2 separate regions of the Mus musculus genome follow, and region 1 is linked to region 2. The links are chromatin loops, found by intact Hi-C in ENCODE. Cell type or tissue: heart. All regions are shown on one strand. Links, peaks and the distances in the headings refer to the core of each region. The heading gives the core; the rest is flanking DNA.

Region 1 (9,104 bases), core at 1,300-6,299, 180 kb before region 2:
TCACTTCTCTGCTGACATGAAGTTAAATACTGAGCTTCTAGAAACTGAAGCCTTGTTTTATCAGGGAGGCTAGGTTTCAGTTTTCCCCTTAATTCTGGGATAACTCCTTAAAGCCTTGGAGATAGCACTTACTACTAAAAACAGAACAGCTTTGAGCTTGAATTGGAAAATCTGTTGTTTTTTAAAAACAAAAACAAATAATCAAACCATCTCTAACTTTGAAGGACCCAAACTCCAAATCTGACCAGAAATATCTACTCAACAGCTTCCACTATAGATGTAATTTCCACTAGACCTTAGGAGTGTCTTCTATTACATGTGAAGTTAAGGGTCAGCCAATGATGTAAAAGGAGTATAATATATGTAGGTTTTGAGGCTTCCTGCTTTCTGGGGATTTCCAGCACCAAATTCTAGAGCTTGCAGAGAGTTGTACAGGAGTAACCTACAAATGTAGAGTTAAATTTTTTATTGTGTAATTGTATATTGTGATAACACCGTTTTAGAAAATATACTCTAGAACAGTCGTTCTCAACCTTCCAAAGGCTGAGACCTTTAGTACAGTTCCACATGTTGTGGTGGGTGACCCCAAACCAAACTTTGCTACTGTCATGAAATGTAATATAAGTAGTTCTGGAGATAGAAGTTTGCCAAAAGGATCGCAACCCACAGATTCAGAGGTAATGGGTCACAAAGTATTCAGAGGTAGTGGGTCACAAAGTTAGTAAGTTACTCTTAAATCATCCAGGGAATAAACTATTTTTATAACTCTCTTTCTCTTTCTCTCTCTCTCTCTCTCTCTCTCTCCCTCTCTCTCTCTCTCTCTCTCTCCACACACACACACACACACACACAGACACATATATGTATACACACACATACATTCTAAAATGATTAAAGAGTAAGTATTTCTGTGTACAGCTATTTACATTGTACTGTTGATGATTTTTATGTTAGCATATTAGATATCAGCACAAATTATGCAACAGGTTCTTTTTACTTACTCATCTTTCAGCCAACCACATATAAATAAATTATATATTTAGAACTTGCTGTGGTTAAAGTTGGTGTTAAAGACAAGAACTAACTCTGTTTGAAACATGTTTAAAACCAGGTGGTGGTTGGCACATGCTTTTAATCCCAGCATTCAAGAGGCAAAGGCAGAAGCAAGCAGATCTCTCAAGGCTAGCCTGGTCTACAAAGCTAGTGAGTTCAGGACAATCAAGGCTTTCAAATATATTTTCTATTCTATGGGCCAACCAAGATATGCAGAAGGCATTCCAGAAGAGCAGGCAATAATCAAAGAAGCTTTGGTCCAGGATTGAAAACTAGGGATTAGAAAATCCAGAATCTTGTAAGTGGAATTGATATGAAGTTTAAAATCTTTTCTTTTCCATTTTTTTTTTTTTTTTTTTTTTTTTTTTGGTGTTTTCGAGACAGGGTTTCTCTGTATAGCCCAGGCTGTCCTGGAACTCACTTTGTAGACCAGGCTGGCCTCGAACTCAGAACCTTTTGTTTATTAAAACAAAGTCAACTTCATCACAAAATAACTGTGATGGATAACAGTGACTGTCATGTCAACCTGACAGATCTAGATTCACCTAGGAGACAAGCCTATAAGGAAATTTCTAGACTGGGTTAACTGTGCTGGGAAGACCTACTCTAAATAACTGTGCCATCAATTTAAGGACTGGGACCAAAAGTGAATTGAACAACAGAATTTGCCTCTCTTTTCTTCCTAACAGAGGATGCCAGATGCCTCTGCCACCATGCGTGCATACATGCGTGTATATGAAAGAGGGAGTATGTGTCAGGGAGATAGAGACAGACAGAGAGACAAAGACAGAATTTTGGTTTCTTTAAAAAAAGACAGAACTATTATAATAGGTTTACACTGTAATCCCAGGTGTGGGATGTGCTGCTTCAGTGTCCCTAGCAGCTGACTATGAACTGTCTTGTGCTCTAACAGAGGCATGGTTTTGCAACATTAATATTGCAAATAATTGCAGATAGCTTCTGCAATATGTGGCATTTGGAATTCTGGGGATTTTTCATAAGGTATATAAAGGCCAGGGCCCCAGAGAAGCAGGGCTGGTCAAAGTTGGTCATTTGGGAGGGTTGGTTGCTGTTTGGTAGTAGTCATGGTCGAAGAAGAAACAAAAAGAAAGAAATTAGATTTAAGAATCTCTTTCTCTCCAACCTAGTGTTAGGAATTGAAAGGGTGGAGAATAGTGGAAGAAAGAAGACCCCACAAAGTGGCAAAAGACAGCTATTGAGAGGGACAAGAGACAGGGAGAAAGAGGGACAGACAGACACTGAGTGACTCACTATGCTGCTCAGGTTGATATCAAACTCCACAGCTCAGCCTGAGTAACTGAGAATACAGACACATGCCATCGTGTCCAGCTCCTAACATAACCTCTGTACTACAGTCTCTCTCAAAAGTCCTATAGGCCCAAACATGTTTGCTTTATTATTAAACTTAATAATAGGGGATAGTTTTAAGTAAAAATATCACAACTGAAGTACAACGCATCAATCTCCTGGGAATCCAACATCTCACTGGAAAATATAGTTAGACAGAGCAGGCATAGTCAAAGCCATGAGCTAGGAGCCAAGCCAAACTTGTCACCTGCTTATTTATAGTCTACAAGCTAAAAATAGTTTTTATATTTTAAAACAATTGAAAAAATCAAAAGGAGAGTATTTTGAGCATAAAAATTATATGAGATTTAAAGTTCATTATCTAAAAATAAGGTTTCCAGTTCTTTTGTTTATGTATCATCTCCGGTTGCTTTTGAACTATATAAGGGCATGGGTAAGTAGCGACCAGAGCATAGTAAGCTGACTGCCTGCAAAGTCTCCCTTTATAATTAATGTTTTCCAACTCCTGACACAATCTAAGTTCAGTTCAGTATCACTATCCTCCAATGTAAGAGGAAATACGGTTTAAAATGCTAACGGCCTTAATGGGCGTTTCTCGGTAGGCTTTTTTTGTTTGTTTTATTTCTTTTTGTTCTTTGGATAGAGTGAGAGTAAGAGACAGAGATGACGAGAAGATAGGTTTGGGTGGGTAGGGAGCTGGGCAGAGTATGGGAGGAGGGAGAAACATGATCAAAATATATTATGTGAAAAAAAATTAAATAAACTCTAGGTCAAATAGTTTATTTTAGGTCATTACCCACTGCTACTTTATTCCTTTATACTTGTAAGGAAACGTTAAATAGTATTTTTATATTTACAGTTATTATCCAATAATATGAAGTCAGTTTTATACTAAAAAAAAAAAAAAACCCTTTTTTGTTGAGTTATAAAATTTGTTAGGTATGACACATCATTGTCTTCTGACCAGTTCTGATTTAAAGTTGTAATGGGCTTTTTGAGTTGAAATGTAAATAACATTTCCACAGTAGAAACAAGATTATTCATAACAATAGTGATTAAAAATAGCTTTGGAATCTGAGAGTTTTGGAATTTTGCAAAGGTGTTATAACTCGTTCTAGAATGATTCCACATCTGCTTTTGACCACGAGGGAGTAAACACGTCTGGAATGATCCTCCCACTGCAAACAAGAACCACATGGTAAAGAAAACAGGAAAAGACCATTTCAGACTCAGGCGTGGGGACCAGGACTACAGAGAAGGAAGAAAGAGCTTCCCTCTCCGGCAAAAAGCGGTTTCCACTGCAACGCAGTAAGAACCAAACAGAGCCTTGCAATCCTGTCAACTTGAGCAGAACACTGGAGGAGACCGGTGTGGCTGAAGATCACACAGCAGAGCTGCTGAGAGGGCGAACGGGTTTCCTAGAATCGGGACCGGGTTCCTGAGTGTCAGCTATACGAACACTTGTATGCAACGGTAGCATTTCCCGAAAGGATGAAAGTCCGAGGAAATAAAGTTAACAAGGAATAAAAACATAAATGATTCTCAAAGCTGACACTGAGCAGAAAATTAACAAATTCTCTCTAGCATGAAGGGAAAAACCTTACTGAATATACAAACCAACCAGGAGGACCACAGATGGGCCACATCACAGACACATCACAGCCTTGGGGGAGGGGGGGGGGGACTACTCTGAACTTGTATGGAAGTCATCTGAGCTTAGGCTAGAAGGCAACAAATTAGTATGCAATTAGCAAGTTGTCTTTTAGGGAAAGTCCAATGTTCTTTAAAGAAACAAAATTTAATAGGAATAGAAAATTCACAGCTATCTGTCATTTAATGAAACTACTGGATATTTTAAGAGGCAGTAAAACTGTAATTCATAACCAGGAAAATATCCATCTAGAGACACTAAGAAATGAGACAATTAGCAGGCAACAAACATATAAAGTGATTCTTTAATTCTATTCTTCGAATGGTCCAGGATATGAATGAAAACAGGAACACGGTGAGTGTAAGTGAATTTGAGGATTTTCAAAACAAAATGGACAAATAAAAATTTAAGATTTAAGAGGAAATTGCGTGGAATAGACAAAGAATAGTTTATATTCTGAAGAAAAGAGGCATTGGTGAACTTACAGACAGAGCAACAAAATTTACCTAAAGGGAAGTGCAGAGAGCAAGAGGGGAGGAAAAAAAATTTAAGGGTAGGCTAGAGAGATGGCTTAGGGAGTGAAGGCACTTGCCACCAAGCTTGAAGATTTGATGGCCAGGACTCACATGATAGAGGACTCCACAAAGTTACTTCACAAACTTGCTTTTCGATCTTAACAAGTGTATCATACTTGTTACGTGTACACACACACACCAAAAATCAAAAGAAAAACCAAAAACTGACATAGTGGAAAAAAACCACTCTTGTAAAAACCACATCTTATGAGGCACGATGTGATGCCGTTCTAAGAAAAGAGATGTATTACATTCATAGAGCAAGAACTAAAACAACAAAAGCCAAGGACATAGACTCGAAAATAAACTGATGGTGGCCCAAATGAACCAAGAAAAGAAACTAAACAGAATCTAACAGCATGATTACTTTGAAGGGATGAGTAACAGAGAACAAACTAGTGAGGGGACAGATTCAATACAAAACCTATTAATATATTAAACATAAATTATCTTCCATATCGAGCTAGGACTAAATCCACAGCCTTGTACATGCTAAGCAAGTGCTCTACTACCACAGCTGTACATGTCTTGCTCTAAATCTTCAATGTATAGGGCCCACTTTATAACTGGGTCATGGTGACCCATGTAAGAGGAATGGGACATAGAATTTTGAGTTTGGGCTTGCCTGGGCTACATAGCAAGATCATGTCTCAAAACAAAACAACAACAAAATCTCCAAGTAAATAATTAAGACATAAAATGTTTAAGATCCAAACATATATTATTCCCCTTGACCCCCCTCAACACACACACAAAAATAAGGCAACAGGTTTAAATTAGAAAGACAAAAACCCTTTAATGTTAATATGGAACAGCCCCATTTATATAAAGTACAGTAGAAGACTTATTGTCAGAGATTGAAGGGCATTTTAGAGTCTACAAGAGAATTTATTCAAAAAGTGGGGAAATCCTAAGTGTGCACGCCAGAGGTACAAAATGAGTGAAGCAAAAGCTGTCAGAAACCATGGGCAGATGCCAGCACTGCAGAAGACACCAGATTCCCATGAACTAAAAGAACAAGTGTTCCAAACACACAGGAGGGAGATCTGAGAAAGCTGAGCATCACTGAACACTGAGCATCGCTCAACACAGAGCATCACTCAACACTGGTCCACAGCAGCGCAGCGCCTTTAGGATGACCAAGGCGTTTCTCAGAACACACCGCTGCCTCAACAAGAATAAGGCTGTATAAACCGAAGGAACGGAAACCACATGAAATCAAGTCAGAAAACAGCAAGAGAGAGATTCTACAAAGCCCCAAACATTCAGAAATCAAACAATATACTTCTAAAATAATCTATACAGTAAATGAGAAAATCATAGGAAAATATAAAATAATTTGAGTCAAATAAAAGTGGAAATCTAAATACAAAATCTGCGAGATACTTCTCCTAAGATGTTCTGAGCACATTTATAGTTTCTTCTACTTTTATTAAGGAGGTAAAAGACTAAAAGCAATTGCCTAAGATTCTATGGGGTGGGGGAAAGCAAATTAAATCAAAATAAGTGGATAATAACAAAAACTAAACAAATAAATAAAATAGCCAGCCGAAAACCAGAGAAAAATCCATGAAACTGAAGACTGTTTTGTTTTGTTTTGGTTTTTTTTGAGCAAGTATTAATAACACTAAGAAATCTGTGGCTAGACTGAACAAAAGAAATCAGTACTGAAGCAAAGGATGAAAGAGAATTCATTAACAATAATGAGGCTAACACTTCAGAAACACCAAAGAGAAGCCATAAGGGAACTTCAAGTGAAATGGTGAAAGTCTTCAATTTAACAAAGAAAAGTGTTCCATGCTGAGTTACTAAGATCTGCAATAGGGACAGAAGATGGTTTATTTACAGTATGACAAGTGCCTTTGCTTTCAGCTTCGCACTGGAGGTCCCGCCCAGTGTCCCCTACAGACAAGGGCAAGGGGCACTGCTACATAAAAAGATAATATGATAGCAAAGGAATGCAATGTTGGCTACAGGAATCTAGGTGTGATGCAATGCCACAGAACTATATACTCATTTGCACCAATATTGGTTTCTTGCCTTTAATACTGTATTAGTCAAATAAGGTGTAACTAATAAAGGGAATAGTGCTAACAGGCCTCTGTGCATTATGTCTGTAACTTCCTAATTTGTGAATTCTTTTATAAGGCTTACTTACATTATCTAAAAGTAAAAATCATTTTATACCCCCACCCCTACCCCAACACTTTGGTTTTTCAAGACAGGGTGTCTCTGAGTAGCCCTGGCTGGCCTTGAACTCGGAGACCCACTGGCCTCTGCCTCCTCAGTGCTGGGACTAAGGGTGTGACCTCCACAGCCCAGCAAGAATCTTTTGCTAAAAAAGAAAGTCAAAGTATCTTTACCTATAATAGGTTAAAAACAAGTCAAACTGAACTGACCACATTGCTTGCATCTAACTATGGAACTATGGAAACAGAAAAAACAAAAACAAAATAATGGGAGAGAACAGAGGGATGACTAAACAGGACACTGAAGATCTCAGGTCATGAAAGTCCTCTATATGACATTATGATAAAGTACACATTATAATGTGTCATTATATATTTGTCCAAGCTAATGGAATCTATGACAAGAATGAATCCTAATAAAACAAGGGATGTGGACTCCCTGATCTTTTTAATAGTCTTTCATTGTTCTTGTAAATCTGCAGAACAGCCACATTTCAGAATATCAAATCTTGAATCAAAATGTTCTGGCAATATATAAAAAACAAGCAAAGCTGGAAAGATAATTTATATAATTCTGATGCAAATTTATTCATATGCAAGAAAAAAACTGCAGCTAATGGCCTTTGGGGTTTTTGTTTGTTTGTTTATATTTGGAGTTGGAGCTACATTTTTCATTTTTAAAAGGCCCAAGAGCAAATGATTATCTATTTCAATAACTTTCAATTGTATGCAGCATAGTAATCTTTAAGTATCTGTGAAAATAATCTAATTTCACATTGAGAAATAAAAAATTGTGGCATACATGGTACCCAAATATTGAATTAGTATTTGAATGTTTATATTTACTTGATACTTTTTTCCCTGATAAATTCAAGTAGCAGAGCAACTATTTATAAAATGAGCTACAAAATATAAGTCAACATAGATTCTGTAATTCTTGTTCATTGCCTATCTTTCTATTTATGAAAATTGGACTCAACCCTTTGAATTCTTGCAAGCATAATAAGATATTAATGATGTCCTGAGTAATACTGAATGGCTTAACTGTTAAGTATATCTGAAAGAAGAAAACCAATTAAGATCTTTCTATAACTTCCATTGCCATATCTTTGTCACGGCTTCAGGGACAGACCTGGCTCAGATGGAGAGGGGACTGGGCTCTCTGGCGGAGAAACCACAACATCCTGCACACCAGTGTATTTATTACATACAGTTGAGCGATGGAAGTAGGGTTATTGCACAGATACACAAGGAAGCAGGAGTAGTATATACAGCTGAACAAGGAGTCAAGGGTGGCTAATCTCAGTAGCAATCTCTGTGGGGGAGCAGTCTTCAAGCTGTAAATGTCCAGAAGGGGAAAGAGGGCTAGATGGACATTTTCTACACTCACTATTCACATTTGCACATGTTCTAGAAGAAGGCTTTGCCACTCTTCTGATCCTCACCCCTGCGAGGGCAGGGCATGGGGGACTTTGCCATCTTCCCAAGAGTCTGAGGCTAAGGTCTGTAAAATGGCCATGCCCATGTTCATAACACACACTCACTCCGAGTTTCCTCTGCTCTTCCCACTCTAGTGCCATGTTAAATTTATAATATTCTGTTCAGAAAGGAAGCAACATTCAGACATTTTGTTGCCTGGGTGCTTAGATCGATCATACTAAAACATGCATGCACATAGAAACCAGCATCCATAATTTCTTCACAGCCATTCTCAGATTTAGTGAACATGAGTGGCATCAAAGAAGACCTAAATGAGCTTGGGGCTAAGATGGCAAAGCCCTGCTACTGCAAGGACCTCACTTTGCTCCTCTGAACCCACACGGAAATGTAGAGTAGCGTGGCATGTGCTTATGATCCCAATATTGAGAAGTCAGAGAAAGGTCAATCCCTGGGGATCCCTGGTCATCCAGTCAAGCCTAACTGATTAGCTCCAGCCCAGTGATAAACCCAGCCTCAAAGGTGGGCAGCATTCCTGAGGATAAAACCCAAAGTTGTCCTCAAGCTTCCACATGCATGCACAAACTGGTCACACACATACATGCACAAGGACATACATATATGCACACATACAATTAAAAATAAGAATTAAAGAGTTTCATATGTTCACTAAGAACTGCAATCATTTTTTTGTAAAGTGTCCTGCCCCAAAAAACAAATTACATGGAAAGATATAAATCTATACTCATCAGCTTCCAGGTAAAGTGCTTTGCTTAATGCTATTAGATTTATCAATGAAATGGAAAAAGGATTTAAATAATTTTTAAAAAAAAATTTAAAGGTAAAAGCCTTTATAAATTAAAACTATGT
Region 2 (9,104 bases), core at 2,055-7,054:
GTTCAAGGTCATCCTTGGCTGGCAAGAGTTCAAGGTCAGCCTGGTAAATTATACAGTGAGATACTGCTTTAAAAAGAAAGCAAAAATTTTTCCTTTTAGACTAGCTAAACATGAGATTAGCCCTGAGCAGCTGGCTTAAATCTCTTTGCTATCAATTAAAAAAAAAAAAATTCCTTTCAGCTCCTAAAAGCCTGTGGTTTCCCTGAGCTGCTAGCGGCAGGTCACTGTTTGAGGACATTCCTTCCTTGCTCAGTGCATAGGCACACGTAGGCTCACTTACCCGAGCTGCTCACTCAACTATGAAATTAAGGAACGGTCTCCTTTTTAATTCTTCAAGCTCCTTAGGAAAAGAAAATTTAAAACCTCGCATCTGCCTTTGTTTAAGATTGGCCAAAAGCAGCTGAGTGTTGTAGGATATAAAAATCATAAAATCATACCATAAGCTGATGACTAGAAGAGACTGGGAAGCAATGCAGCGTGTGCCGGGGAGACTGGCCAGAAATACATTTGGCATCATTCAAGGAAGGGTAATACGAGAAGACACGGGAGATGCTGCCCAGAGCAAATGGCTGCTGAGATGATTTTACCCTCCTCACGTCAGCTGGGTCCGAGCATGGAACGTGAGATGCTAGCCTCTTTTATTCCTGGTCAGTGGATGTTTTAAGTAGCCTTCTATTTATGAAAAGCAGTTCTCAGTCTTTTTAAGGCAGACTAATGTGGCCACTGGGTTTCCCTCAAAGCTCGGGAGAGCGAATGTTTTAGATATAGTCATCCATTCCATTTGGACATTTCCATGCACTTTGGGTGGAAAGCTGAGGAAGTCCCTCTCCTCTGGGAGCTAGTTCATAGTACAACAATAAAAACAAAGACACGGAAGCCAGCTACAGTGGGGTCTGATAAGTGATCAAACAGCTGTGAGCAGAGAGTCCTGGAAAATACAAAGGAAGGTTTCGATGGTTGTGCTACAGGGAGGTCCATAGGGGGCTTTTTAAAAGAAACTAGAAATGGCCAGGTTGCTCTGTGGTAGAGCGCTTGACAGAGTGATGGGGGGGGGGGGGGCAGGTACTGCAGACAGTGAAGTGTTTGGGAAGTGGGTTGTAATAAGCACCAAACGCCATGCTAAGGGACCTTATTTTGTAGCAGAGGGAAAAATAATCACAGCTGGTTTTGCAAAGCAATAGCATGAGAAGATAATAAACTAGCTCAGAGGATCATAGTCTTTTTTTGGTTTTTTTTGTCATGAATCCCTGTGGCAATCCAGTAGGGGCTATGTATGGATCAGCCCTTCTAGAAGCAATGTTTTCAACTACATTACAAAAAAGAAGAAGTTAGCCAGATGTGCAGGCACATGTCTTTAATCCCAGCATCCAGGAGCCAGGGACAGGTGGATCTCACCAAGTTTGAGACCAACCTGGTCTACAAAGTTCCCAGCCAGCCAGGGCTACACGGTGTCTCAAAATAACATGAAAAAATGTTAAGAAATCCACTATATTAGAAGATAGCTATCAAAATATTTAAAGTGTGTCATATAGACATGCTTGTGCTCCCCCACAAAGCCATAAATAACATGTCTAAGATGGGCAGAGTGGAGAATGCCTGTAATCCCAGAGAGAGATAAAGAAAGAGCAAAATGCAGCAGGGGTTATAGGTGGGCGGGGTGGGAAGAGAGGCTCTGATGGGCAGGCCCTCTGGAGAGCTGGGGGAAGGCAGGCTGGGGCAGATAGAAGTGGCTGGAAGCAAGGTCTTTGTGGTGTGTTCGTTTACTGTAAAGAAGTGCCAAAGCATCTCTGTTAATGGGCTACTCTTGAGAGCTAAGTTTGGACATGGAGTAACACGGGGTAGACTTACAGGGAGCCAGGTCACCTATGAGCTCTCCTGCCCCTGGTAAAGATTTCATGTTCAAACTTTGCTTTACCCCAACCATGACTATGCTCCCCTTCCCTTGACTCCAGAAGAGCACATGGACAGAGGAGCTTTTCTAGCTAGCTTAGATCAGCTAGCATCTCTGCAGTTATTAGAGCCTGTTCTTGCATATGCTTCCTGCAAGAGATTCAACAAGGGAACTTGTGCATCTGGAAAGAATACTCCAGACGTTCCTCTGGCGTGGCAGTATCTGTTTATGTTGGCTGATTTTATAGCAAGTGTGCTTGGGATGTTTCCTGTTTGTCTCTTGGAACTGTATGAAAAGCTGGGCATGGCAGGATAGGCTTAGCATCCCAACACTCAGGAGGCTGAAGCAGCCTGATCTCCATAGTGAGTTCCAGGCCAGCTAGCACTACAGAGTGAGACCCTGTCTCAAGATAGAAAAGATCTGGGTGAAGGCTACAGGATGAGCCAAGCACGGGGCAGCAACTAAACACCTGGGGAAAGGCTGGAGACTACAAAAAGATTATCAGCTGTGGTCATGCCCCGAGGGGTTTCCCACTCTGAAGACTTGACCCACAGTTAAAGGGGGCCAAGATTAATCATGCCTTAATCTTCACTCTCAACCAAAGGATCGTTCCTGAAGATCTCGTCTATTAAGGCAGTGAGGATTGCTGCAGGGTATGCAGTAATGAGCTGCAGGTATTTAATGAGAGACAAGTGCGGTTGCTGCAAGGGTCTAGTACTCAGTGCCTCATCACAAAACCAAGAGGGCTGGTTTGCTGGGGAAAAGGAGCCCCCGTTGAGTCCATGGGTTGCGAGGGTGGAGAGGAAGTTCCCTTTTGAGATTCAGTGTTGCCAGGAAACACAAGATCATCTGGGAAAGACCTTTGTTTTTGTTTTAATTAGGTAAAGATTTTACATGCAGGGAGCAAGTAGCTGACTCCAGAGGAGGAAAAGTTGGAAGAAAAAAAAAAAGTCAATGTGAAGGAATAAAGACATTTATTTGATGGAGGTAGGGATGCTTCGGCCTCTTTCCCAGCCCCTGCCTCACCTGAAAGTAACTGCCTGGTCCAAAAAAAAAAAAAAAAAAAAAAATCCACCTACATAGGGGCAACACTCCCTTCTGGTCCTTGTCAGCTTCCGAGTGTCCCTCTGTCCTGTGTCAGCACCTAGTAGTCTGAGTTCAGCAGGAAAGGCCGGATGCAGGCCTGGCCCTGGCCCTTCTCTCCTAGCTTGACAGGAGGAGGCCTTGACCTGCCTACAGGATGCGGGTTCACATCCTGCACCTCATCATGGAATCCGGCTTCGCCTGCTGCTCTGGTTTCTTCTTACAATCCCAAGAGACAGGAGCCCTGCAGGGCAGGGAAAGGACCCAAGGCCAGACTTCCAAGCAGAACGCTTTTGGGATGCCTGAGCCTCAGCCTGTCTGTCTTTCAGGGGTGGGGAGGGAAGGGCCCCCCACTCTTTCCCAATGTCCCAGTCTTAAACTCGTGCAGTCCAAAACAAGCCAGTTCATTGTGTTCTTGGATATAAATATTGATTCTGGTTGATGTTAACATTCTGTTCATAAAAGAATGTAACATATTTCTCTCACACCATATTAGACTGATGTGTTGTTTGGCCAAGAGAAGTAGAGATTTCTGGCTTCTGCAGAAAATGTGGACATTTAAATGCATGCAGCTTTCAGAAGTCTGGAGAGCAGACTCAGAATAGCAACGAGGGCTTTTGGCTGGCTTCAGCCCTGTCCTCCTCCATCCTTGGCTTGTCACTTTGGCGTTCCTAATCTCTTGTAATTAGGAAGCTGCTTGGCTGTCCACATCTGCTTTCATCAGGAAGGCCTATAAGGTCAGCGCTGAACATTTTTAATTTTCTTCCCTTGAGAAAAAGATCTGGGAGGTCTCCCATTTTTCTTCCCCTCTCCACGTGGGAGGGGAGGGTAAAGGCTTCAGACCAGAGGGTGGTCCATCCAAGCATTCCAACCTGGGCCAGACAAGCCCAAGAATAGGATGTGCTGGCCGCCTTGGCAAGGCAAATTCCCCACATTCCACAAGCGCTCTTCACGGGAAATCTAACTCATGAGAAAGTGGAATTCATGATGTGTATGCGTGTGCATTCGGGTGCCAGCACGTCTCACACAGACAGATCCCCGGCTCTCTGGTATTTCGTAAGAGTGGTAGAGCCCATTTCCAGATGTGGGAAGCCAGACTGGGTCGCTGTGCTGTCAGAGGAAGCAGCGCCCTCTGCTGTCCAGATCAGACAGCACCGCGGTGGAGGGAAAGGACCCGAGGGGTCTGGAAAGCAAGTTCCTGGTTAAAACCTTGGCTCACCGTGGCATGCTGGAGGCCTTGCACCTCCTTTTTCTTCCCACTGCGAGCCTGCAAGAGGCTGGCTGCCCTCGGACTAGCTGGTTCTTTTGATGTTCTGTAGCTGCGAGCCAGCCAAAAATGAGGATTTGCTATAAAACTCCAGCCTCCCGCAGCATCTGCTGAGCTAGTTCCGAGGTGAGAGGCAGTGGCGCTGACTTCTGCATGAGAACCTAGCCAGCAATCCCAAGCCAGGCGAGACAATAGGGGCAGCGTGCCCACGAGGAGGCCTCTGGCCGAGAGGCAGCCCTGTGGCCTCATTGTGCCCTTGGAAGGCGCTGGCAGAGGCCTGGCTGCCTCCGAGGCTTCCAGCAGAGTGGAAGCTGCCATGGCTCAGCTCAGGCATACTGGCATCTCCACCTCCAGGAGCTGGCAACACAGACAGAGGGAGGCCCCGCCCTCTGCCCTGTTTCCTGCCAAGAAGAAGGCTCTGCAGCACTGCCAGAGTCGATTCGCCGGGTTGAGGGAGGGGAAACGACAGAGAGCGAGAGAAGGAGAGAAGGGGAGAAGGAGAGAGGAAAGAGGTAGAAAATGGGAGAAAAGGAAGGGCGTAGGGAGGAAGAGAGGGAGGAGGGAGAGAGAAGGAGGGAGATAAAGAGGAAGAAGAGAGGGAGAGGAGGAGAAAGGAAGGGAAACGGTGAAGGAAAAGAAATGAGGAAGAAAGAGGGGAGGGAGAGAAGTGTGTGTGTGTGTGTGTGTGTGTGTGTGCGCGCGCGCGCGCGCGCGCGCGCTGCCCAAGCTCCCAAGCCAGGTGCAGAAAGCTACTGAAGCAAACTTATTGGACAACCTTTCAGTTTTGCAAGAGAAAAATAGAAGGCATAAGACAATCAGTTTCTGTTTTGAGGGGAAGATTTTTATTTGTTTATTTTTGGCAAACTGAGCTCCTCTCTGCTGGGAGGACTGAAAACCCAAACCACCAAACAGCCCCTAACAACAATGCCCTTCTCTCTCTCTCTGGGACCAATTTCCAGACAGCACAGCGGTCCTGACAAGGTCAACAAGCCGAAGCTGGGAGCGCAAGATCTTTATCTACGTGGGAAATAAGAAAATCATTTGACTGATAAAAGGAAATACAATAAATAGCATCTAAATTCCTGGCTGCATTCCCCCGAGCCCCTCCTCTGCAAGAGAAAGTGCCAGGGCAGGAATACAACTGCCACTACAGCAGGTTTAAAAATAGCACACTGCACACAGCCCTTCCTACCTTCCAGAAAGACTTCATTACCGGGTCCTCAGCCCTGAGCCTGCAGAGCCGCTGCCGGGGCTTTCTTACCCCTGCTCTGGATTTTTCTTCTTTGGAAGCATGAAGGCAGCGGGTGTGATACATTTCCCTCCCGCTCAGCTAGTTTCAGTCCTAGCACGTCTGGCGCACACGGCGAAAGTCCATTGTATTTAATGGGGTGTTAACTCTGTTTATTCTCTAGGACTTGTACGGTAATTTTACACTCTGCAAAACTAGCAACTTGAACCTGAAGTGCTTTTCCCTCCTCCTCATGCCACTCCAGTGGGCCTTTGGCTCCAGGTCCCTTCACAAGCTTAGCGTTTCCCCAACTGAGATAGCCAAGCATGGTGCAAGCTGCTTCCTGCAGCTGTTAACTCTGCTGGGGCCTGAGACAGGTCTGCATTTCTTACAGACTTAGTTTGTGCCATCTGTTAAATGGGTATTTGAATCTGCCTTGTGTACCTAGAAAAGCTGTTGGCACTGGTTCTCTGGTTCTCAGCTGGTCGCTTTTGTATCTCCTTGGAAAACTGTTAATGTACATGACCGAATGATCCCTGTTAGCCTAAATCTCCGAGTCTCTATCAAGTTAAAGGACCCAAGGCCATGAAAGCAATTACCACCTTACAGATTCATAATATAAACTCAGGTCTTTTTTATCTTTCAAACACTAATTCAAAAAATGTAAGGAGCATCATCACTTGGGAGGCTGAGGCAGGAGGATCAAGAGTTTGAGGTCAACTTTGGTTACATAGTGAGACAATATCTCAAAACAAACAAAAAATATTTTAGGTAGCTTGGTACCTGGGATGCAGCTGGTGGATCCGGACTATTTTCCATGTATTCCTCTCTTTTTAAAAGAGAGAGAGAGAGAGAGAGAGAGAGAGAGAGAGAGAGAGAGAGAGAGAGAGAGAGATAGGCTAGGGAGATGGCTCAGTGGTTAAGAGCACTGACTGCTCTTCCAGAGGACCTAGGTCCAATTCCCAGCACCCACATGGCAGCTCACAGGTGTCTGTAACTCCAATATCTGATACCCTCACATAGATGTGCATACAGGCAAAGCACCAATGCACATAAATTAAAAATAGATAAATTATTTTTAAAAAAAAAGAATTCTCTCTCTCTAGGCCTCCCACCCTCCTTTTTTTCTAACACACACACACACACACACACACACAATTCACGAGGTCTTGTGTAGCTCCAGCTGGACTCACTTCTTAGCTGAAGAGGACTGAGCTACTGATTCCCCGCCTCCCCCCCCCCGCCCCCCCCCACTGCCTCTGCTTTCCGAACTCTGGGGTGACAAGGATGGACAAGTACACTCAGCAGGAAGTGTCACTAAAGTACAGGGCACACAGGCTAAGCAGGCAGCGCTTCACTCATCAGATGCATCTTCCTCAGCTCCCTCTGCCCGTTGTCACTCCCGGAGGTCACATTTGGCCAGCTGCTATCTCTCACACACACACCCTTTCTTGCACAACTTTGTGATTTTGAAAGCCTCTGCCCCATTGCTGAGCAGGGCTTTCTTTTATCTCTCATATCTCCAAGCACAGGGGTCTCACTGTACTGACTCTGTTCCTGGTCCTGAGCCATCAGCTCCAACCTCTCCGTTGCTGGCCCAGTTGCTGTTTATGCCTTTCTGGGTTAAGCATATTGGAGCGTGGTTATTCAGGCCTGTCTCCCTGCCTCTGCATTCTTGGACCTTGGCATTGTGCCTGGAACACAGTAGGCGCTGGGTACAAGTTTGTTTAGTCCAATCCCTCATCTTTATGACTAATGCTTCATTTCGACCATTTTGCAAAGGTTACAGTGTCTCTGAAGACTTGTTGATGTCACCTCCTTCCTCTGCGGCTCCACACCCATGCTGGTGGTGAGGGCACGAGAGTCCTTCATGTTACCACAATTCCCAACAGTACTCGTCTTCAGGGCCTCGGTATTGCTAGGTACAGTTAGCCCCTTCTGCAAAGACACCTTCCTCCTCCCTGTGGCTTTCAACAAGCAGCCGGCTGTGTGTTCCTGCTTCTCTGGCTCTCTTGATCCTCTCAGTGAGGCTCAGCTGCTCCTGTCTCTACATTCCTTCCTGAACAGAACAGATTTGACTAATCCACTGTTTAAAATATCTCCTCCAACTTCAGCTTCAACTCAGGGCCCGGATGTTCAGTGGTCTACTTGACGTCTCACTTCTGAGGCTTTAGGTGGCTCAAGTTTAAACCCAACCTCTCCTCCCTAAGCCTTTCCCTTTCAATAATAAGGCACATTCTGTACATACACCCTCCCTGGGGACTTGACAGCCACTCTCTTGGAAGAGGGATCCAGTCAAGGGATATCCAAATATTATAGATTCCAGGCGATGGGGACATGACTTCTTTGCCTCACAACTCTAATACACACCTAAATGCTAGGTAGACAGGGCAGCCCTCCAGTGATCCCAGCACTTAAGAGGCAGCAACAGGAAGTTTGGAACAATCTGGCTAGCTAGACTAGGTCAAATTGGCAAGCCCTGGGTTCAAGTGAGAGATCCTGACACACACACATAACAAATAAATATTATAGATTCCAACCGCTAACTTGGATTTGAAACAAAACTAGGGTTTGTTGTTGTTGTTATCCTGAACTTAGGTGCCCAACAGGGTCTAGCCTCAGCACCTTCCCAGACCAATCTAGTTTCTATTTTGCCTCTAGAGCAGAATGGGCAAGCGAGGTTTCCCAAACCATATTCAATACAAGTCACAAGCAAAGACAAATTCTCTCTCTCTCTCTCTCTCTCTCCTTTTGATTCTTTGTGAATTTCCCACCATGTACCCCAATCCCACCCACTCATCTCCCTGTCCATTCATATACACCCTCCTCCCTTGCAACCTCCCCCAACAAATAAAACAAAAAATAAAATAAATCTTGTTGTGGAGGTGTGTCCCACAGTACACCCTTTTGCCCAAACATCTTCACTTGCAAATGTTCGTTGCAATGAGTCATTGGTCTGGTTCCAGGCCTCTGGCTTCTGCTATGCTATCAATACTGGATCCTCGTCAGGACTCCTTTCAGATATTCTGTTTTTGCCCTGTATCATGGAGATTCTGCAACTTTGGAATCTTCTATGTGCTCCAGCATTTCATAGATTGGTGGGGCCAACTCAAGCCCTGGGTATGGGCCTGGATGGAAGCAGCTAGCTCTCCTGCTTTGCCCAGGCAAGGGTGGGGCCAGTTCTCCAGTGCCCATGCCACCAGGGCCAGCTCTCCTGGTCTCACAACTTCAGGGTAGGCCAGCTCTCCTGCCTGCCGTGTGTGCTTGTGTGCGTGTGTGCAAGGCGGCAAGGCGGCAGCAGGGCCAGCTCTCTGGTGCTCATGCTCTGGGACATGCTCACCCATGCCACCAGGGTAGTTCTACTGTGCTGCCCAAGTGAGGTGCTGGAATAAACTCTCACTCTTTAGCCCAAATGAGTCTGGAATTTACTTCGTAGCCTTGGAACTCATGGTGATCCTCCTGCCTTAACTTTCCAAGGGTAGGGATTACATGTGTGAGCCACCACACCCAGCTTAGGTATTCTATTTCAAGAAATATTCTATTTTTGAAGTTTTGTTCAAGCTCCCTCTACTTTATCCCCACAGGGTGCTGAAGATAAGACAGAGGCAGGTAAATTTCTGAGGACAGTTTTGTAA

Evidence for each region. Hi-C counts contacts between places; a loop is a spot of excess contacts. Peaks named below come from ENCODE experiments on the same cell type or tissue, not always from the same donor. Only the 100,000 strongest peaks of a DNase experiment are listed, where the experiment ranks them.
Region 1: it touches region 2 in a loop (2.6-fold over the local background); 4 of 42 quality-filtered maps call a loop at or near these places.

What each region holds. Positions count from the first base shown.
Region 1 is chr9:56,321,128-56,330,231 of GRCm38, forward strand. The region is part of intron 2 of Peak1 (pseudopodium-enriched atypical kinase 1); the gene reads right to left. Peak1os (a long non-coding RNA gene) reads left to right here. Exons shown (of 6, transcript XR_003948326.1): 6 at 3,501-4,015. Among named protein-coding and RNA genes, the nearest start is that of Peak1os, 84 kb to the left of the region's middle. In heart, for the core only: no CTCF peak of the experiment used is centred there; a DNase peak (open chromatin) is centred at 3,684; H3K27ac peaks cover 402 bases.
Region 2 is chr9:56,502,054-56,511,157 of GRCm38, forward strand. No RefSeq gene overlaps it. Among named protein-coding and RNA genes, the nearest start is that of Gm31529, 74 kb to the right of the region's middle. In heart, for the core only: CTCF peaks have their summits at 4,117 (motif pointing left) and 4,322; DNase peaks (open chromatin) are centred at 3,158, 4,138, 4,428, 7,028 and 4 weaker places; H3K4me3 peaks cover 2,307 bases; H3K27ac peaks cover 4,403 bases.